2 separate regions of the Homo sapiens genome follow, and region 1 is linked to region 2. Evidence: chromatin contacts called from ENCODE Hi-C or POLR2A ChIA-PET data. All regions are on one chromosome and are shown on one strand. Each heading gives the region's core, a stretch centred on a gene start or an enhancer-like site at or near the end of the contact. The rest is flanking DNA. Distances are from core to core; before and after follow the strand shown.

Region 1 (6,256 bases), core at 2,473-4,972, 1.1 Mb before region 2:
GAAAGGAGGGTCGTTGTGACAGCTCTGGCTCCAGGGTCACCTCGCAGGCCCCTGTATACTGCAGGGATTCAGGCGGCAGGCGGGCAGGGGCCAGGACCTGGGGCTTCAGCTGCCTGGCACATTGTTACTGCCCAGACAGTTCAATCCTCATGCCCAGTTCAAGTAACAGGTATCATTTGGCACATGTGGCGCCAAATGACTAAAAGCAACCTTGTTTTCCTCTCCTGGAGCTTGCCAATGTGCCTTTGCTGAGTAGAGTCTCCCACCGGCCGCCTCTGTCACTCCTGGGTACTGGCTGCTGAAGACTGCGTATATCGGAAAAAAACCAACTCTCTTTCTGAGCTTATCAATGTGAGCTGCTTTTTGAATACTCTTTCCCAACTGACTTGGAAAGTAGGATCAGTGACCTAGGCTCTCATAGTGTTTTGGAGGACACTGGATAGCTGAAGGGGAACAGGCATTGCCTGCTGTGTTTATTTTTCCAAACTGCTTGCATTTTGGACAAGCGGCTCTAAATCAATGTGGTGGTTAGGGGCTCCATCGTCTGGTTTATCTCGTATTCAGACCTTTCCATTCAGCCAAGTGGGTAAATGGTCCCGACTTGTCTTGTTTGTGTGACCACCTTTTTGCTACACCTGAAAAAAGTAGGTATTGGTCTGTGGAGACCACTCTGATTAAAGCAGAGCATGGTTAAGTAGTAACCTATGCAGTTGACCCCTACTGGTGAATTTAAACTTCTTAAAAAGTTTTTAAGATAAATGAAAAGGATAATGAAATGAAAAATGAAAACATTCCTGCTTTCTCAGTAAACATTTGTATCTTTCCTCTGGTTTTGATTTCTGGAATATCTTTTAAAAATGACTTTTCCTTGTTGTTAAAGACAAATTCAAAGAACAATTCTAGAATATCCATTGTTAATAACAGTACCACAGTACCATGTAACATACATATGTAAACCTCTGTGTGTGTGTGTGTGTGTGTGTGTGTGCGTGCGCGCGTGTGTGCTCGCGCATGTGTGTAACCAGTGCTTCTAGATTCAGAACTTTTTCCAATTCATTAGGGCATTTTTAAATTGCATGATAGGTTTGTAATATGCTCAGGGTTGAATCAGTGTGTCATCAAGGTTCTGATCATTGTTTGGCCAGCATGATATCCATCGTCATACTTTAAAGGTGTGTTTCAGGATGAATGCTGCCTGGGAGGCCTGTTCTGTGACTATAGCCGCAGTCCTGTGTCTACCATTACCACTGCCCCCTTAAGCCCTGATCACCCTGAGGTCTGGGATTTCATGCATAATTATCCAGTCAAAGTATTTGTTTGTACCTACCACATGTCAGGCTCTGTGCTAGCCGTTTTAGGGAATGCAGAGAGAAGAAAGGGTGAAGCATCACTTTCTTTAAAAACTATTGCATACCAGATTCTGTATTAGATGCTAACGAGATTTACAGAAACCCAGCATCTTGATTTGTAATGTTCTTCATGAAAATCTGCACCCCTCTTTCCAGTCTCTTATACTCATTTGATCGTCTCTTATGTTTATACCCAGAGAGACTGGAAAGAGGGGTGCAGATTTTCATGAAGAACATTAAACAGCCCTGGGAAGTCAAACGGAGGCTTCAGTTACATTTAGTAGCTGCCAGAGAGGGTTGCCTCCCAGAAACCAAAAAGTTATGCAGGAGGGAGCTGATGCTGTTAAACCTAAATAGACCACACATTTGAAAGTGAGGCCTCTTGTTCACTGTGGAGGATAATACCAGGTTTGCTTTTCCCCTACTGTGACTCCTGAATTAGAATCCCTCATTATTGACATCTGATGCCCTTTCTTCTTTGTGTTTGTAACAGAGAATTCTAATTTTAAAATAATTAATTTTAAGAGCTAACATTTTAAACTTTTGATATTCTTATTTCAAGTTTAGAAATAAAATTCTAAAGTGTTAAGACCTTCAGTGTATACTAAACTTGAAGTGGGGCAGCAGGAATTCTGCCTTTATCTCTAGAATATCAAGTCTATCCTCTGAAACTTTCACTTGTAGATTTCTCACTTTTGACTTTAAACTGCCTGAGGGCAGGAGCAGTGTTTGTGTTTGCTGGCTGCCTGTCACCCGTTGAGCACAATGCTGGGCTCAGCAGGCACTTAAGAAATATTTGCAGTCAGGACAGTGGCCACACCTGTAATCCCAGCTACTCAGGTGGCCAGTGCAGGAGGATCTCTTGAGCCCAGGAGTTCGAGACCAGCCTGGGCAACACAGTGAGACACCATCTCTAAAAACATGAAAAATAAATAAGTAAATAAGAAATACTTGTGAAAGAGAGTGAGGGCTAATGGGGACTTTGAAGAGAAGTGAACTCTCTGGGCCCAAGCGGAAGGCAGGAGAGCCCATGAAATGTGAAGGTATTTGGATGGTGGCAGAATAGTGGGAGATAAAGATGTTAAAATAGCAAGAAACACAAAGACACCAGGGACACTGGGCCGATTCTGCTGCCAGCGAGCAGCCCTGTGGGTTTTGCTCAGGGGAATGGCAATGTCATGACATCTGTATTTTCTTTTCTTTTCTTTTTTCTTTTTCTTTCTTTCTTTTCTTTTCTTTTCTTTTTTTTTTTTTATAGACAGAGTTTCACTCTGTTGCCCAGGCTGGAGTACAGTGGCACAATCTTGGCTCACTGCAGCCTCCCAACTCCTGGGCTCAATCGATCCTGCCACTTCAGCCCCCTGAGTACCTGGGACTACAGGTATGTGCCACTATGCCCAGCTAAGTTTTGTAATTTTTGAAGACACAGGGTTTTGCCATGTTGCCCAGGCTGGTCTCGAACTCCTGGGCTCAAGCGATCCACCCACCTTAGCCTCCCAAAGTACTGGGATTACAGATGTGAGCCACTGCACCCACCCGAGGTCTGTATTTTCTAAAGATAACTGCATTGTAATTTATAGAATGCATAGAAGGGAGATAAGGAAATCAGGAGGCCATGAAATCCCAGTGAGCCAAGCCTCCGTCACCCACCATGTAAAGCACGGAGCAGCTTGAAAAGACATTGAGAGAAGTAAACCCACAGGTTCAGTGGCCAGTGGCAAAGGACAAGAGCCACAGAGGCACTGGGACCTGAAAGCTAAGAGAGCAGGGATGCGGGTCACAGAGGGAGGGATGTTTGGGGCTACAGGTGGATAGAAAGGAAGATGGAGTTGAGTTTTTGACCTGTTGACTTACCGTAGTGGTAGGATACCTGGTGAGGCTTGTGGCCTGCATTGGGCATTCTGGGTCACAACTCTGAATGAGGTTGGAGCAGAGGTCCAGCTGTGGTGAGGATTGGCACAGTCGTGCTTGTGGGACTCCTCCTTGGTCCAACTCTAATGCTCAACCTACACCATCACCCCTGTGCTTGCTCCTCTAATGCCTAAGCACTGTCATTCCTTTATCACTAGTAGTTGCCTGTTGGGTTTGCTCCATTTGTCCTCACAGGTTAGCTGCCCTGGAAGGAAACTCCACCCTGCTCAGAGACGCACTGAGGCTGAGACCCAAGGGAGGCCCCTCTCTGATTGGACAGCCTCTTGATAGACTGGGGGAAGCTCCCTCACAGCCCATCAGGGTCAGCAGGCATTTCTTGCACTGTTTCAAGTCCTGTTTATGAACTGAGCAAATTACTGTTCCTACCACCACCTGCCCCCACCTGGGACCCCAGGCTTCCTGTTAGCCTGTGTTTCCCGCCTCAAACCTGCTTTGGGTTTTGCCTCGTGGCTTTTGACAGAGAGCTGACAGCCAGTCATCCTTGCTACTGGGTGCTTCTCTCCAGGTTAAACGCTGTGTTTACCGTGAGCCTTGGGGACATGTTCCTGGTTTGTTTTTTTTTTTTTTTTTTTTTTTTTTTTTTTTTGAGACAGTCTCGCTCTGTTGCCCAGGCTGGGTCCCTGGTGTTTTAATCATCGTGAAACAGCAGCTGAGATTTAGAAGATGATCTCATGGCACTCTGTGAAGTTTCTGCAACTCTGTTGCTTTCTCTGTTGGTCATTGCCTTTCATTTTTATATTCTTTTTTTCTGATAAGTTGTTTCATTATTGATAAGTGTTAAATTGCACTGTGTCTTGCTCCCCTCTATAATGAAAGCTATTCTTCACTTGAGATCACAGCTTAGATTTTCTTTGAAATTCCCCAAGAGCTTAACACAGGGCTTTGAACACAGTGGGCATTTAATAAATCCTTGATGATGATGTTCAAGTTCCACATTGGTCTTCAACTCTCTGGCGGGGTCAGAGGACCATCTGTGCTCGCTCAGATATGTCAACTGCAGACCCAGAAAGCAGCCTTCTCCAGACAAGTTGCTCCTGTCTCCTGGGCCGTGTGATTCGAGGCATGTAATCATAATCCTGAGCTGTCAGCAGGGCAGTGATTGGTTTCCAGATTTCCAGTCCATGAAACAGGTAGCCAGGGTTGGGGAAAAGAATATTTCCGGGAAGTTAGGAGGCCTGGTTGAGTCTTGGATCTTCAGTGACTGATGCTGTGACCATGAGATACTCACTCACCCCTGGTGGGTCTCAGTTTCCTCATCCATAACATGAGGAGAGGGACACAGTGCTCTCTCCGGCCCCCCAGCTGTCAGGTCTCTAAATCTATTACTGTGCCACCGTGAGGAGATGGCTGTCACGTGAGTTCTGCACGGTATTGGCATGTTCCCTTATACGAGGGTGGCTTTACACATTTGAGCATGGCAAAGTTTAAGTGGCCCCTCTTTCAACCAAAAATGAAAACTTTTCATACATGATTTTTAGCAGAATGTATACAAACGACCATCAAAATGGAAAAAAAAAACAAATTATACAAGACTTACGTGATTAGTTCAAGAGAATTAAATATGCAAAATGCTTGGTTGTTTAAAAAATGCAGGGAAAAGTAACTGTTACTAAATGAGGACACTTTTATGAGAGAGAGAAAAGATTGGCGGTAAGAATGAGCTAATTAAATTGACATTTATGTTTCCTTCCCCCTTCTGGGGGCTCCACTAATCCTGGACCTCCGACTGCGGAAATAAACATCTTCAGCGCAGACGTTTAGAGGAAGGGGGAAAGGACAGCATCGTTAATCCTTTTCTTAAGGGAAAGGACAATAAATTTCCAGTTATAAATGTAAAAAGGCATTACAGAGGGAGCTTCATCTATCATTGCCTTCCTTTATTTGCTGTTGAGAGGACCGAGATAGCACCAGAGCCTCAAACAGCTTTTGTGGTTTGAGCTAGGATAGTGTAAGGTAGGAAAGGTATTTGGCTATGGGAAAAGTACATTTATTCACCACGTTGCAAAATAGGCGAAAATGAACTAAATTGTCATACTCTTACCTGCCCTGCATCATACAGCTTTGCCCTAGAACTTGAATGTTTGTCCAACTGTTCGTTTTTCTCTAGCTCCCTATGCTAGGAGCAAACTTAGAAGCAACATTTATTGGCTGTGATGTGTCCACTGCAATCGTGTATGGGTGCTGGCCTGAGTAGAGAGCACTTGCCAGGTCACCTCACTCATCCAGAGACAGCCTCATGGTGGATGAGTGTGTCTAGGCTAGGGCACTTGAAAGATCAATGTTTGGGCCAGTCACAAACACCTGTGTAATGTATGGTTACATCCATATGAAATGTCCAGAATGGGCAGATATATAGAGACAAAGATCAGTGGCCTTTCTAGGCTGGGGGATAGGGGAAGGAATGGGAGTGATTGCAGATAGGTTCAGGTTTCTTTTTGGAGTCATGAAAATGCTCTAAAAATGATTGTGGTCATGGTTGCATGATTTGGTGAAAACATTAAAAACTGTTGAGTTGTATACTTTAAATAGGTGAGTCATATGATATGTGAGTCATATCTCAAGGAAGAAGAATGCTTGGAGTTTGAAACTCGTTTAATTTATTCAGTAAGAGACGTTTTTTTCCCAAAAGGTTGAAACTAGTTTAATTTATTCGATAAGAGACAGTTTTTCCCAAAGTTGATTTTGGCTGTTGTTGTTTTTTTGGGATGGGTTATGGTATCAGTATTTTTATTTAGAACAGGTGACTTTAACTAATTTCGTAATTTATAATATGAAACTATCAAATGTATAGAAAGAAGAAAAGGAATAGCCAATGAAGAAAGTGTATTTTTGCAGTTTGTGCATGTTGATTATTAGATTTTTTTCCCATAAACTAATAGTAAATCATCGTCCATTCCCTAAGTCTCTACAAACTGACAGCAGAATAATAATTAGAAGAATGAGCAGGAAGCTTAGAGACCATTAAGTCCAGCTGT
Region 2 (5,778 bases), core at 1,640-4,139:
GTGGAGGTCGCGCGCGGCGCGCGGGGTCGTGCATTTGGCGCTCTGTGCTGCCAACGTGAGCACCCAGCACCTGAGCGGCTGTCGCGATTTTGGAGGAATCCCGATCTGAGAGCCCAGAACTGGGACATTGGTGCGTGCCTCCTTGCCCACAGCCCTCTAGGTGCAACACGCCAGCGACAATTTTTCCCAGGAAATCCGTCCCTGCGCCCCGGCCCCCCTCCAAGGATGTCCTCGCAGGAGCCGGGCTCCGCACTGGGAGGCTTCAGGGAACGGAGCACTGGGGCTCAAAGCCTCCACGAGTTAAGCTGATTATTAATTTGGGCTGGTGGGAGCCAGTAACACGCTCGACGCCTTTGGCTTTGGGAATTGTCCGGGAGCTGGGACGGAGGCAGGAATGACCCAGGGTTGCGACTGGGAAATGCGAGTTGCGGAGGCTCCCGGACGTAGCTGAGTGGGCTGGGTAGAACTCCCAGGGCAAAGGTTGGCTCTTCCTCGCCCCCAAATAAATTCTTAGTTAACTAGTTTAGACTAAACACATTAATAGTATTAAGTGGTGAAAATAGACAGGGTTGAACGTGGGGGCATGTCAACTGGACCCAGACCTGGTCATACTTCTCCTCTGGTGACAAATCAGGGTGCTTCCAACACGAAAACAGAAAATAGAAATGTAACATTCAACTGGACGAATTAATTTTTGACGGATTTACGGTATGATTTCCTTTCAAGCAGTATTCATTGGTTCTTTCCATCCACAGTGCGGTCCAAAGACAGAAATATAAACAAGCACTTTATGCTTTGCGGAAACCCCTTAACAGTATCTCCCAAAGAAAGATCAAGACACTTTGTGAATTTTCCCCAGATAATGCCTCATATTCCGAATGACTGATCAGAGAACTCCGGTATTGTTAAATAAAATGAGAGGAAGGCGAGTGACGTGGGAGTCGAACAATGGCATTTCTGAATCTGTTTGCTTGATTGACATTTGGGAGCTTCATGACCCCAGAGAATAGGACTCATTACGGTGAATACACCAAAACATCAACCAAGATTAGAACTCTAGATGCTGTTTTAATCCCATTCCAGTCCAAATTATAGTGGGAAAATATAAAATCCAAGTGCAGAGAATCACTCCGTTATATATTGACCTAAAGTTTTAATTGTACTAAGGGGGAAATAAAAGTGGAAACCCTCTATACTTTCCAGAATTTTAGATAGAGCACTGACAGGGAAAATGCATGGATTTGGTAGCGGAGGTACTAAGAATATTTGTGTGGTATACAACATGTCATACTTGGGAGACACTTTATTGGAAAAATAAGTAGAGAGTTTTTTGTATGTATGAGAAAAATATCATAACCATTTCCACTTAAAAAGTGAAGATCATTCTGATGCCCCAAAATAACTGAGGCTAAGAAATAATTAGATACCTTAAAGCTACAGTCTAAATTTCCATGACTGTTTGGAAGACTTCTCTCCAACGCGGGAGGGGAATTTGTTTTTTAATGTCAAAGGTTGTGTTAGCATGTACATTTAACCCAGGAAATTGTGAGAACTCTCTTCAACTCAAGTTGGAAAAAGGGAATGTGTTTGAGCAAAGTCTATTTTTAACAACAGAAAAGTGTGAGTTAAAGTGGACTGTGTGTTAGGTTGGGAATATAATCCATGGCAACTTCACTATACAAGTATTTTTGATTCTTCAGTGGAACTCATCCTCAAATTTTAGTAACTTGAAAAATTGAAGTCTTAAGTATTGTGTATTAAACTGAACCAAGAGATCACAGAAAGACAAAGCTATGGTAAAAGATGTTATAGTTATATTCTCATAGATTTAGTAGGAAAATCACAGCAAAGGAAATGCACCAGGAAGATATGAAATAGAGGAAATATGTTACAAATAATGAAATAGAAGGAGTTGCTGCACAATATAGCTTCACAATCTTATATTTTGAGGGGTAGGTTTTAATGAGAAGCCTCTGCATTGCATGGGAACTGGGAGTCGTAAGAATTATTTATGCAGTAAGAAGGAAAAAAATTAATTATTAGGAGCTCAATAATCACCAAATAAACTCTGAGCTTGGAGGTTAAAAATAGACGGCTATCTTCATGTTCAATTATACAGTATCAATTACTAATACAACTGATGTTTCAGTGTCTCAGCGAGAACAGATACCATCTTCTATGGAGATATCTTGGTATTAATTAATGACTGCTTTATTCTCATTATTCACAAGGAAAAATAGGGGTCGTGTCACATTAAAATTAAGATTATCTTAGTTTATCTGGGCTCTTAAACAAAGATCATTCAAAGTAATTATACTTTGAATTAATCGAGGTAGGCAATTTATCTCGTTATTTTTTTTTGTTCAAAGACAGGAAAATAAAGATCAGAAATAAGCAAAGTTTCATTTTGAAGATAGAAAGAACCAAACAAACATGTCTTGACTTTTGCAGTATTTCCCTTGCTAAAGGGGGAATGAGGGAACTGTAAAAGACGTGACTTTGCAAAGTCAAGTCCTTTTTAAAAGACTCGGATCGAAATTCTTGCTATGCAACAAGGATTCAAGTTTGATTAATTTTCTGCAAGCGACGTGACAGCGGTGTTTTAAAAGATTAATTAAAATTGAAGTGATACGGAGCAGGAATTCAACCTGCAGAGGCGTCCCTGGCGCCTTGGGGGGCTTTGTAAGCGAGTCCCAAGCCCGAACTGCGGGCTTTCCCGAGCCTGGGACGCAACTCCCCGTCTCCTGGAGAGGAACGCGGAATTTGGCAGGGCGCCCGCCTGGCCGCCTGGCATCCTGAGCTGGCCGCCAGCTCTCGGGGGGTGGGGACTGGGTGTGTCCTGGGGAACCCGCTGCCGAGAGAGCAGCTAGCGCAGCTCGCGACGAGCCATTGAGGACCAGGGTCGCGCCGAGAGGCCGGAGGGGGCTCCAGGCAGCCTGGAGCTGACGGCGCCGGGCTGCGTCCTCTTCACCTGGGGGTGGGGGGTGGGGGCACGTACTTTGTGACCAGGATGGTGCCGAGCCCCCTCTACGGCGGGAGCTTGCAGGGGTGCGGGGGTGTGACTGGCGCTCCGCGGACTCGTGTCCACAGTACAGAGGACATGTAGGGTTCGGCCGGGGCGCGGCTGCACCGGGGCCTGCCTCGCGGACCTGGACTCGGGACTCCGGGCGGCCCTGCCTGGTGCCATTGCCTCAGCCAAGTCTCCCACCTCTCTGCTCGGTTTCCCGCCCCACCTTTCCCCTACTACCGCATCCCTGTCCCCTCGCTTCCCTCCGCGATGTCTCCATCCGAGTAAGAAACGAAGCTGAACGCATTGGTAACTGTGCTCAAGAAGATGCAATCGCGGGAGCCCTCAGGGTGGCGCACGGCGGAGAGGCGACGCGGGTGGCGCTGCAGAGGGTACGGTGGGGGGCGGGGAAGAGGGGGGCGTTCGTGTGCAATTAGCCTCCCCAGGGCGCGGACCACGGTGTCCCCTTCTCTCCAGCTGGGGGTCTCGGGTCCTGGCGCTGAGAGGCCGCACCTTGCCTTGCTGCCCGGGCCGTGCACCCGTGGGCCCCAGGGCGACGCGGCGGGGGCGGCCCTAGCGACCTGCGGCGGCGCCGGGAAAGCCCTGCCTCTGCAGCGGGTCCCAGGGGTCGGGGCCTGGAAGGGTCCCTGGGAATGCTCCGCGCCGAGAAGGCTCTGTGGTTTCTCCTCCCCCACACGTCTCCCTCTCCTCCCCTCTTCCCGGGGACCTCAGAGGTGGCGGGGAAGTGGGAAGGGAGGCGGGCTTGCAGACCGTGCAGGCTGGGGAGCCGGAGCTCGGGAGTTGGGGGAGTCCGAGTGAGAACGGAAGCGCGTGGACGCGATGGAAGGGGCCGGGGGAAAGGGGGACGGCACTGGGGAGGGCTGGGGTGCGGGGCAGGCGACAGTCCCTTCCCCTCCGAGCGGCGCGGGGGACCTCTTCCCCGGGGAACCCCCACCCAGCCGTTCCCAACCTCGAGAACAAAGGGTCTGGGAAGCACGGTCGGGGTCGGGGAGCGGAGGTGGAGGGAGGCAGGAAGGCAGGCGGTGGGGGCAGGGGAGGGCGCCTCCCCACGTTTCCTCTCGCGGCCGAATGATGGAAAGCTCCCTCCAGCAAACGCCTCACTGAGGCCGCTTCTGAATCCGGGAGGGTTCGGGTTCGTTACCTAACGGCTGCACTTCGCTCCCTTCCTCCCCCAGCGTCCCCACCCCCTCCGGGGACCGGGGCCCCGGAGCTGCCAGGCCCGCTGCACGCGGCGGCGCGGGAGAAACCACGGGGCAGCAGCGCCCCCTGCAGGTGCCGGGCGCCTCCGCAGCCGCTGCGCGGACCCGACTCTTAAGGTGGCACCACCGGGTTCCCAGCCCGCGCGCAACCCGCAGCCCTGGCTCCATCCGCCGCACTTCTCCCTGTAGCGGCGGGCCTGACCGTCCGGAACGGCCGGAGTGTGCTGATGCCTGCTGCTATCTGCTTGATCCCTTCACCCTACCTCTCATCCAGGACTTCTTCCGCGGATGCGCAGCTAGCGATTTCGACAGGCGAGATTGAAAATTCCGGGCGAGTATATGAGGTTGAGTAAGTCCCGCTTCAGGGAGGAACGACCAGAATGACATTTCTTTAAGCCTAAATCAAACTTTTATTTTCGTTTATAAAAAGCAGAAGGCCAGCAGGAAAGGGTCGCGGAGGACTGGCACATCCACAACCGTAGGACTCTTGGATCCAAGTTTTTAGGCTGAGACTGGGCGGTCCGGGGTTCTCCTTCGGCGCTCACACCCCGCAAACTCGTGGGCAGTGCAGTGCTGGAGGCCGGGGGCAGTGGCGGACCCGCAGGGTAACCTTGTCTCGCGCACCTCCCGAGCCCCCAGCAGCCCACTCTCGTCCGAATGCTTTGTTTATTTGGTGACACCAGGGAACGTGGAGAAGAAGATCGAAGTTCAGTTTTTCTTTTTTCTTTATTTTAAATATTTTTCTTAACTAAATGGTATGTTTATGTGAACCCATCATCTCTTGGAATTAAGTGTCCTCAGCGAACTCCAGATTCCTAGGGGAAACCTACGTGCCCAGAGCAGGAAACGCACAAGTCAATTCAGGTTCCGGTGCCATCCGCAGTAAATTCCCTTCCTTTTGCTCCAAATTCCTCCTCTGCGTCCAGGAGAGGGACCCCCGGGACTCCCGCACACCCAGGACCGGGAGCGGCAGAGCAGAGGGCGGGTGCGAGGGCGCGAGGGAAGGGAGGCGGCCTGCGGACCTGGGGCGCGCAGTTTCCCGGCTCCGTGGGAACCTCCAACCCCGGGGCGCGCGGCCTAGGCTCCGCCCTGCCAGGCTTGGGGCCGAGCGGCCCACCTAGTGGGTCCTGACCTGGGGAAGCCGAGTCCGCGCGCGGGTCGGGCCGCGACGAGGGAAGCTCGCCTGGGCAAGTGCCGCGCGGGGTCAGACCCACCCCAGGGGTTGCAAACCGCAAGCGAAAGTCGAGAGGGGCTGGAGCTTTCCCTCTGATCCGTTTTACACTGTGAAAACCGCAGGCCTGTCGCCTAGGCGGCCACTTTTAAATTGGGAAGCAAATAGACGAAAAACCAAAACAAACGTACGAGCTGACTTTTCCCAGCTAAGTTTCCCCTCAATAAAAAGCCCGCTTTCTGGGAAAGACAGAAACTGATCCGCGCTCACGATTGCTTTCTTGGAGATTCTGGGGGCACTGGGGCGCGCAGGAGGCGCGGCGACAACCCCAGCGCGCATGGGGCAGCCTGGACTGTGCCCCTCTTACCAAGCTCCTTCCC

What was found. A loop is a pair of places that touch in the nucleus more often than their neighbours do. ChIA-PET counts read pairs that join two places held with the same protein, here RNA polymerase II (POLR2A). Pooled maps may share reads with other maps.
Region 1: a loop to region 2 is called in a map with no recorded cell type, with 4 times the contacts of the local background. The contact joins the enhancer-like site here to the promoter of MIR1915HG in region 2. A Hi-C loop is called at or near these places in 1 of 37 single-sample maps with no recorded cell type and 1 of 50 pooled maps. POLR2A ChIA-PET finds 5 or more read pairs at or near these places in 2 of 52 experiments (PC-3 and T-cell).

The regions. Positions count from the first base shown.
Region 1 is chr10:22,598,742-22,604,997 of GRCh38, reverse strand. All of the region lies in intron 3 of PIP4K2A (phosphatidylinositol-5-phosphate 4-kinase type 2 alpha), which reads left to right. Among named protein-coding and RNA genes, the nearest start is that of PIP4K2A, 110 kb to the left of the region's middle. RefSeq lists enhancers at 3,363-3,522, 5,824-5,873. Within about 2 kb of position 3,722, at least 6 of the 41 ENCODE cell types and tissues checked have a DNase peak (open chromatin) inside an H3K27ac peak, as active enhancers do.
Region 2 is chr10:21,494,371-21,500,148 of GRCh38, reverse strand. It overlaps MIR1915HG (MIR1915 host gene), which reads left to right and starts at 2,889. Exons shown (of 2, transcript NR_160800.1): 1 at 2,889-3,399; 2 at 4,204-5,778. MIR1915 (microRNA 1915) reads left to right here and starts at 3,508; the gene lies at 3,508-3,587. RefSeq lists silencers at 3,409-3,658, 3,869-3,918, 3,969-4,408, 5,222-5,321 and an enhancer at 4,833-5,626.